Regions from separate parts of the Homo sapiens genome. Here region 2 is linked to region 1. Evidence: chromatin contacts called from ENCODE Hi-C data. All regions are on one chromosome and are shown on one strand. The core of a region is the stretch at or near the end of the contact, and the rest is flanking DNA. Distances in the headings are between cores, read along the strand shown.

What was found. A loop is a pair of places that touch in the nucleus more often than their neighbours do. Pooled maps may share reads with other maps.
Region 2: a map of gastrocnemius medialis shows a loop between it and region 1 (10-fold over the local background). The contact joins two enhancer-like sites. A Hi-C loop is called at or near these places in 3 of 168 maps with a recorded cell type or tissue (aorta, ascending aorta and gastrocnemius medialis) and 3 of 50 pooled maps.

The regions. Positions count from the first base shown.
Region 1 is chr9:79,684,978-79,687,929 of GRCh38, reverse strand. All of the region lies in intron 8 of TLE4 (TLE family member 4, transcriptional corepressor), which reads right to left. Among named protein-coding and RNA genes, the nearest start is that of TLE4, 110 kb to the right of the region's middle. Within about 2 kb of position 1,394, at least 8 of the 41 ENCODE cell types and tissues checked have a DNase peak (open chromatin) inside an H3K27ac peak, as active enhancers do; they include ascending aorta and gastrocnemius medialis, where a contact is called at or near this core.
Region 2 is chr9:80,060,673-80,063,624 of GRCh38, reverse strand. No RefSeq gene overlaps it. Among named protein-coding and RNA genes, the nearest start is that of LINC01507, 240 kb to the right of the region's middle. Within about 2 kb of position 1,469, at least 3 of the 41 ENCODE cell types and tissues checked have a DNase peak (open chromatin) inside an H3K27ac peak, as active enhancers do; they include ascending aorta and gastrocnemius medialis, where a contact is called at or near this core.

The DNA of each region.
Region 1 (2,952 bases), core at 145-2,644:
ACTGCCAGACCTACTGAATCGTGTGCTTTTAACGCTCATTAAAAGTTTGAGAAGCACTTGTCTACCTCAACCTCTTCACTTTGAACAGGAGGAAACTTGAATCCTAGGGGACGAAGTAACTCATGCAAGGTCACAAAGGGCTGATAGTTGAAGACAGGCCTCTGATTTTAAGGACTGCCTCTTATAGGAGGCTCAGCAAATTACACTTGTGTATTGTGAAAAGAAACCAGCCTGTACAAAGAGCAGTAAGGCAACATCAAGAAAAGAGGGCAAGGAAGAGGCCAAGGAAGGGCAAGGAAGAGGCCAAGGAATGACAAGGGACTTGCTTCATTAGGGTTGACAATTCTGGATTCAAATATATTTGATGTAGGCTGAGAACTCTATCAAACATGTAAGAAGTAAAAACTACTTAAGTTCTATAAAAATGAAAGACGAGGAAAAAAGAATGTTACAAAATTTTATTTTGTTTTGTTTTCTGAAAAGATTAGAGAAGGAAAAGCTCTGAGGTCTCCACTTGAGAGATATTTTTGAAGGGAGAGACAAGGAAGAAAATCTGGCACCCATGGGGCCACCACATATGACCACACAGGATGTAGATGCTACAACTCCAGGAAACACCAGAACATCGTAGATTCATGTGAATTGCGCTTCTGTATAACTTGTACGTGGCCATGGCAACACTAACCCAAGCCCATGAGCAAGTGAGGAGCATGGTGAGCTCGTTGCATCACCCACGGCTGGATCCAAGGGCAATTACGATTCGGGGGAGAAGAAGAATGTAGGCTACATAAACGCAAACTGAGGCAATACTGTCATTATTGCTAATCTATAATTACTGTGTGTCTTCCCAGTGAAATGTGAGCTGCATGTGGGCAGAAATTTATTCAGGGTTTTCACCACAGTATCCCCAGAGCCTAAGTGCAGTGTCTGCACCTGACCAGATGATACCAAATGACAAAATTTTAAAAGCTTTTAACATGTACAGTTCTGGGGCTTATTAAACGTAGATGCTCACTGGATTTAGCATCATACAGCAAGTACTTCACTGATGATGAAACACAACTGACAGATAAACTTCGCTCTTGGGAGCCATTATTAGTTTCCTGGGGCTGCCACAACAAACCACCACAAACTAGGTGGCTTAAAGCAACAGACATTTATTTCTTGCGGTTCTGGAGTCTGCAAGTCTGAAAACAAGGCATTGGCAGGACCATGCTCCCTCCAAAGGCTCCAGGGAAGAATGCTTCTTTGCCTCTTCCAGCTTCTGGTGGTTGCTGGCAATCCTTGGCATTCTTCGGTTTGTGGCAGCACAACTCCAGTCTTTCCTCTTTGCTTTCTCATGGCCTTCCTTTCTGTGCCTCCTCTGTATCGTCAAACCTCTCTCTCCTTATAAGGACATGAGTCACTGGATGCAGGGCCAACTTGATTCCCGGATGACCTCATCTTAACTCGATGACATCTGCCAAGACCCTATTTCTAAATAAAGTCACAGTCACAGGTACCGGGGATCAGAATTTTATTACATCTTTTTGAGACACAATTCAACCCCGAAGAGAAACCAACATTACAGATGTTTTGATAATGTTTAGAAACTGGTTGTTGGTTCAAAGCTTTTAAAAAAGTTTTAAAAAGATTAATATGCCTAAATAATATGACTGATATATAAACTTTCTAAATTACAGTCATCCTTAGGTATCCATGGGCGTTTGGTTCCAGGACACTCCTCCCTCTCCCCTGCAGATACCAAAATCAGAGGGCACACAAGTCCCTGATATAAAATGATATAGTATCTGCATATAACCTAGACACATCCTCCTGTATATTTTAAATCATCTCTAGTTTATAATGCCTATTTATAGTATTACTTATACCTCTTTATAACTAAATCATCTCTATTATTTATAATATAATGTACATGCTGTATTTTTATTTGAACTTTTTATTGTATTTTTTTTCCAAATACTTTCAATCTGTGGTTAGTTGAAGCTGAGGATGTGGAACCCAGGAATATAGAGGGCCATCTGTACTTGGGAGTCAATTTGTGAATCACTAATGTCTCAATTATGAAGTTACTTCTGACGTGAAAATACCTTCTGGGTAAGTAATAAGCAAACTCAAGACATTTTTAATACAAGACAAAGTAGCTAAAAAACAAAAATCATGCACTCTTACATACTAATATCCTGCCAAGTAGTTAAGTGGGATAAGTGATGTTCAGACATATGACCTTCTGTTCAATCCAAATGAGTTATCTTTAGATATTTTGTGATGACTATCTTGTGATAATAAAATCCATGTTTTGTTTTGCTTTAGGAAAGGCTTGAATAATCCCCCTAGAGTAGTATTCTGGTGAACACTGTTAAATTATATAATTCACCAGGTTCAATTCTGTTACTACAATCACTTTCAAAGAAGATGGTTATAATACATTATCATTACAGCTATACAATCCAAGCTGAATTTTCCTTGGCTGAATTCCTAACATTTTAATGCTGAAATTGATCTGTTTTAAAAACATCATGTGAGGGGTTTTTAAATACCACACATGCCCAAGCTCTTTATTTTAAATGCTTTAGAAATGAGCTTGCATAAACAGAAAAAAAAATCTGTTCTAATCTAGCATTAAGCATATTTTAAAGAACAACGGGCATGTTTTCAAACAAACTATTGCAGTATACAAATTACCCAGCAGGAATGAGGGTAACAATGCTTCTTATATGGGTTTAGAACCCAGGGAAAGCTGACATTTCATCAAAGTCGTCTTGGAAACAATACTCTTTGTGTTATTTCAAACACAAGAGGTGTGTATTTGGGCGTGGGCTATTTCTCATGAAGCAGTCAGATGGTAAGGCTGCCACGGTTCTAGTGCAGCTATGAGAAATGAGAAGGGAAGCACTGAAATTACCAAGCCGTTCGCATGCACACGGGCCCAACCATGACGCATGTGCCAGG
Region 2 (2,952 bases), core at 220-2,719, 380 kb before region 1:
CACCTGCCTCGGCCTCCCAAACCTCACAAAATTTTTATACCAGTTTATGAGTTCTCCGAACCTTAAGAAGCCAGAAGATTCCCAAAACATGACAGGTTGAGAACTCTCAGGGCACACGCTTTCTATACCAACGCCTTGTGTCCATAAATAGGATGGGTGGAGGTTGAGAAGAATCATAGTCTCTTGCTCCTGCCTTAAACTTAGGGCTGTGTGGCAAATAGCAATAATAGTCATGACAGTAATTTAATCCTATGTCCAAAGGAGCTCAAAAGTGACTTTAAAAATTCATTCATCAGCCACTGACCATATTCTCAGCACATGTGTGCCGGGTGTGAAGGTGGATAAGCAGCGTGAGGGTGTATAAAGGCAAGAAAAAAAATATGTGCACTGCTTTCCAAGGAAGTACAGATTAGCTGTGAAGGTATGACAGGAATACATAAAAGAGAATACATAATAAGATTTGAAAGAGTATAATTTAGAAAGATTAATTATAATTTAGAAAGATTAAACATAAGAAATTAACCTCACAGGTGAATGTCTTTGCATACTTTGCAGTAACATCAGCACTAAGTTTAATATAAAATCAGAAACAAGTTATTATGTTTCTTACAATAGACATGCATTGGATATAATCACAATCACCAAACAGTGAAAAGAGACGTTATGTCGCAAAAAGTGTTTTAGACTCCTTGATGTAAAGGCAGGCACACGATTAGAAGAGCTACACTCAAAGACTAGAAACTCTGTAGCTGGAGTATGTCCTTCTGTCATAGCCACTTTAAATGCAAGCAGTTTTTAAACAAAGTTTTATTATTAACTAATGTGTCATATTCCATTTCCCTAATTACCATCCCATTCTACTCTCACGCTTTCTGTTGCAATCTGCTTAGGCTGTTTTCTTTGAACTATGTGCATTTTCAACATGAATTTTATGAAGCTGGAAATTACTGAGTCCTTGGTGATTTAAAACCTCTGAACCCTATCTTTTCTAGTGCCTAAATCACTCCTTAGGTGGCTGGCAGACACTTATTTCTAATCAGAGATGTTCATTAAATAAGTGATTAAAAAGCATGGTAGATGTGGCTAATTGTTGAAGGCCCAAGGACAGGACATTAAATGTATCTTCTTTGAAGATTCGGTGGATTGTTGGTAATGCATTAAATGGTGCCCTGGTGTGTTGAACTAGTTACTGGTATTAAGCTTGTAAGTAGAGTGACTCTGACTCTGGGGAGAAACTAACTCAATATTATTTTTCCACAGGGCTCAAAACCTTTACACAAAAGCCAGCCAAATGTTCCTAATTCTAGGGAACATGTTATTTTAGCCTTGGTGATGATGACTCAACACTGAGCCTTACTGCTATGTAAGATTCCAACAGAGATGACATTTGCAATCCACAGCAGCAACGTGTCCCCTGTCTGGAAGCGAACTGAGAAATAGTTCACTTCAAATGGGCCTCTAAACAGCTGTCAGGTCAGAATAACTTTAAGTCATTACCTATCTGAGCCATGTTGAGCCAGTGACTTCTAAGTGGTGAAAATCTCTGTATCATGTTACTAATCTCACTGGCCAGCAGTGGCTATGTCAACAACCAACATTCCATCTTAGTAAGCAGGCAAAAATAATACACTGCTCATTATTTGGAAATTAAGGGAGCAGTTGAGAGGTTGAGAAGCTCAGGAAGTGAAGAAGTTGAAAATAGGCCTCCTCAGAGCTTTGTCTCTAGAATGATGACAGCCTTTAAATCACAATGTGCCACAAAAGAATTCTCTCTAGCTTCTGATCTGCTAATGGTTAGCCATGCAGACCTTCCCCACAAAGACCCCTAAGCCGCCTTCCTCTAGTTACCACTCTGGAGCTTAGACCCAATTTCCTGACCAATTAGCAGCTCAAGAGTCTAAAATTAAAGAAGTAGGGAGCAGCTGTAAGTCTCTATGATTACTTATAAACCCTTCAAATCTGGACTCAAATAGCTTCCCTATCGTTTTTCTCAATTGATTAACTCTGACTGGTTTATCACTAAACCATTCATTTACTTTAACAATCCACTAAAGCCTCAGATAAAATGCGTTTCATGTCCCTTCTTGGGCCTTTAATAATTAGCTGTGTCTACCATGTCTTTTAATCTCTTATTTAATGAGTGCCTCCAATTTTTAATAATTTAAAAGGATATCAAGCCAAGTATCAATTAAAGAAAACTGTTCTAGGCAGCATAAACAATAAGTATTAAGTCTGTGGAGAAAAGCACATGGAGCCCTGTTGCTTTCTATTGCTCAAGAGCACTTGAAAACTATGGGATTATTTCAAAACATTACATTTCACTGCTTTTTATTTTACCTAGCTTGCAGGCAAAATTAAAAATAAAAAATGAGCATGAATCATTTTGTACAGATTCAAAAGAGAATCATGCATGGCAATATCCAGCCCAACTCATATTTCTGAATATATTACCACTTGCTCAGCTCATCCCCACTGCCCAAGAGCACCAGCTGGCTTCAGCTACAGTTTAACTATTTGTTTTTGATCCTTCCAATTTCTGGAGCCATCTTGAAACTCTTGATTGTTCCAAAATATCTAACTCATGGAACTGATTTATACTACCTCAAAGGACATGACCTCTACATCCATTAATTGATTTTGTTAGAGATCAATATTAGATCACTAGTATTTCCCCATTCCTGGGAGATCATTAGAATAAAGTTAGCTAGGCTGGGTGCAGTGGCTCACACCTGTAATCCTCACACTTTGCAAAGCTGAGGTAGGCAGATTGCTTGAGTCCAGGAATTTGAGACCAGCCTGGGCAACATGGCGAAAACCTGTCTCTACAAAAAGTACAAAAAATTTAGCTGGGCATTGTGGTACATACTTGTAGTTCCAGCTACTGGGGAAGCTGAGGTGGGAGGATGACCCAAGCACAGGAGGTTGAGGCTGCAGTAAGCCCAGATCACACCA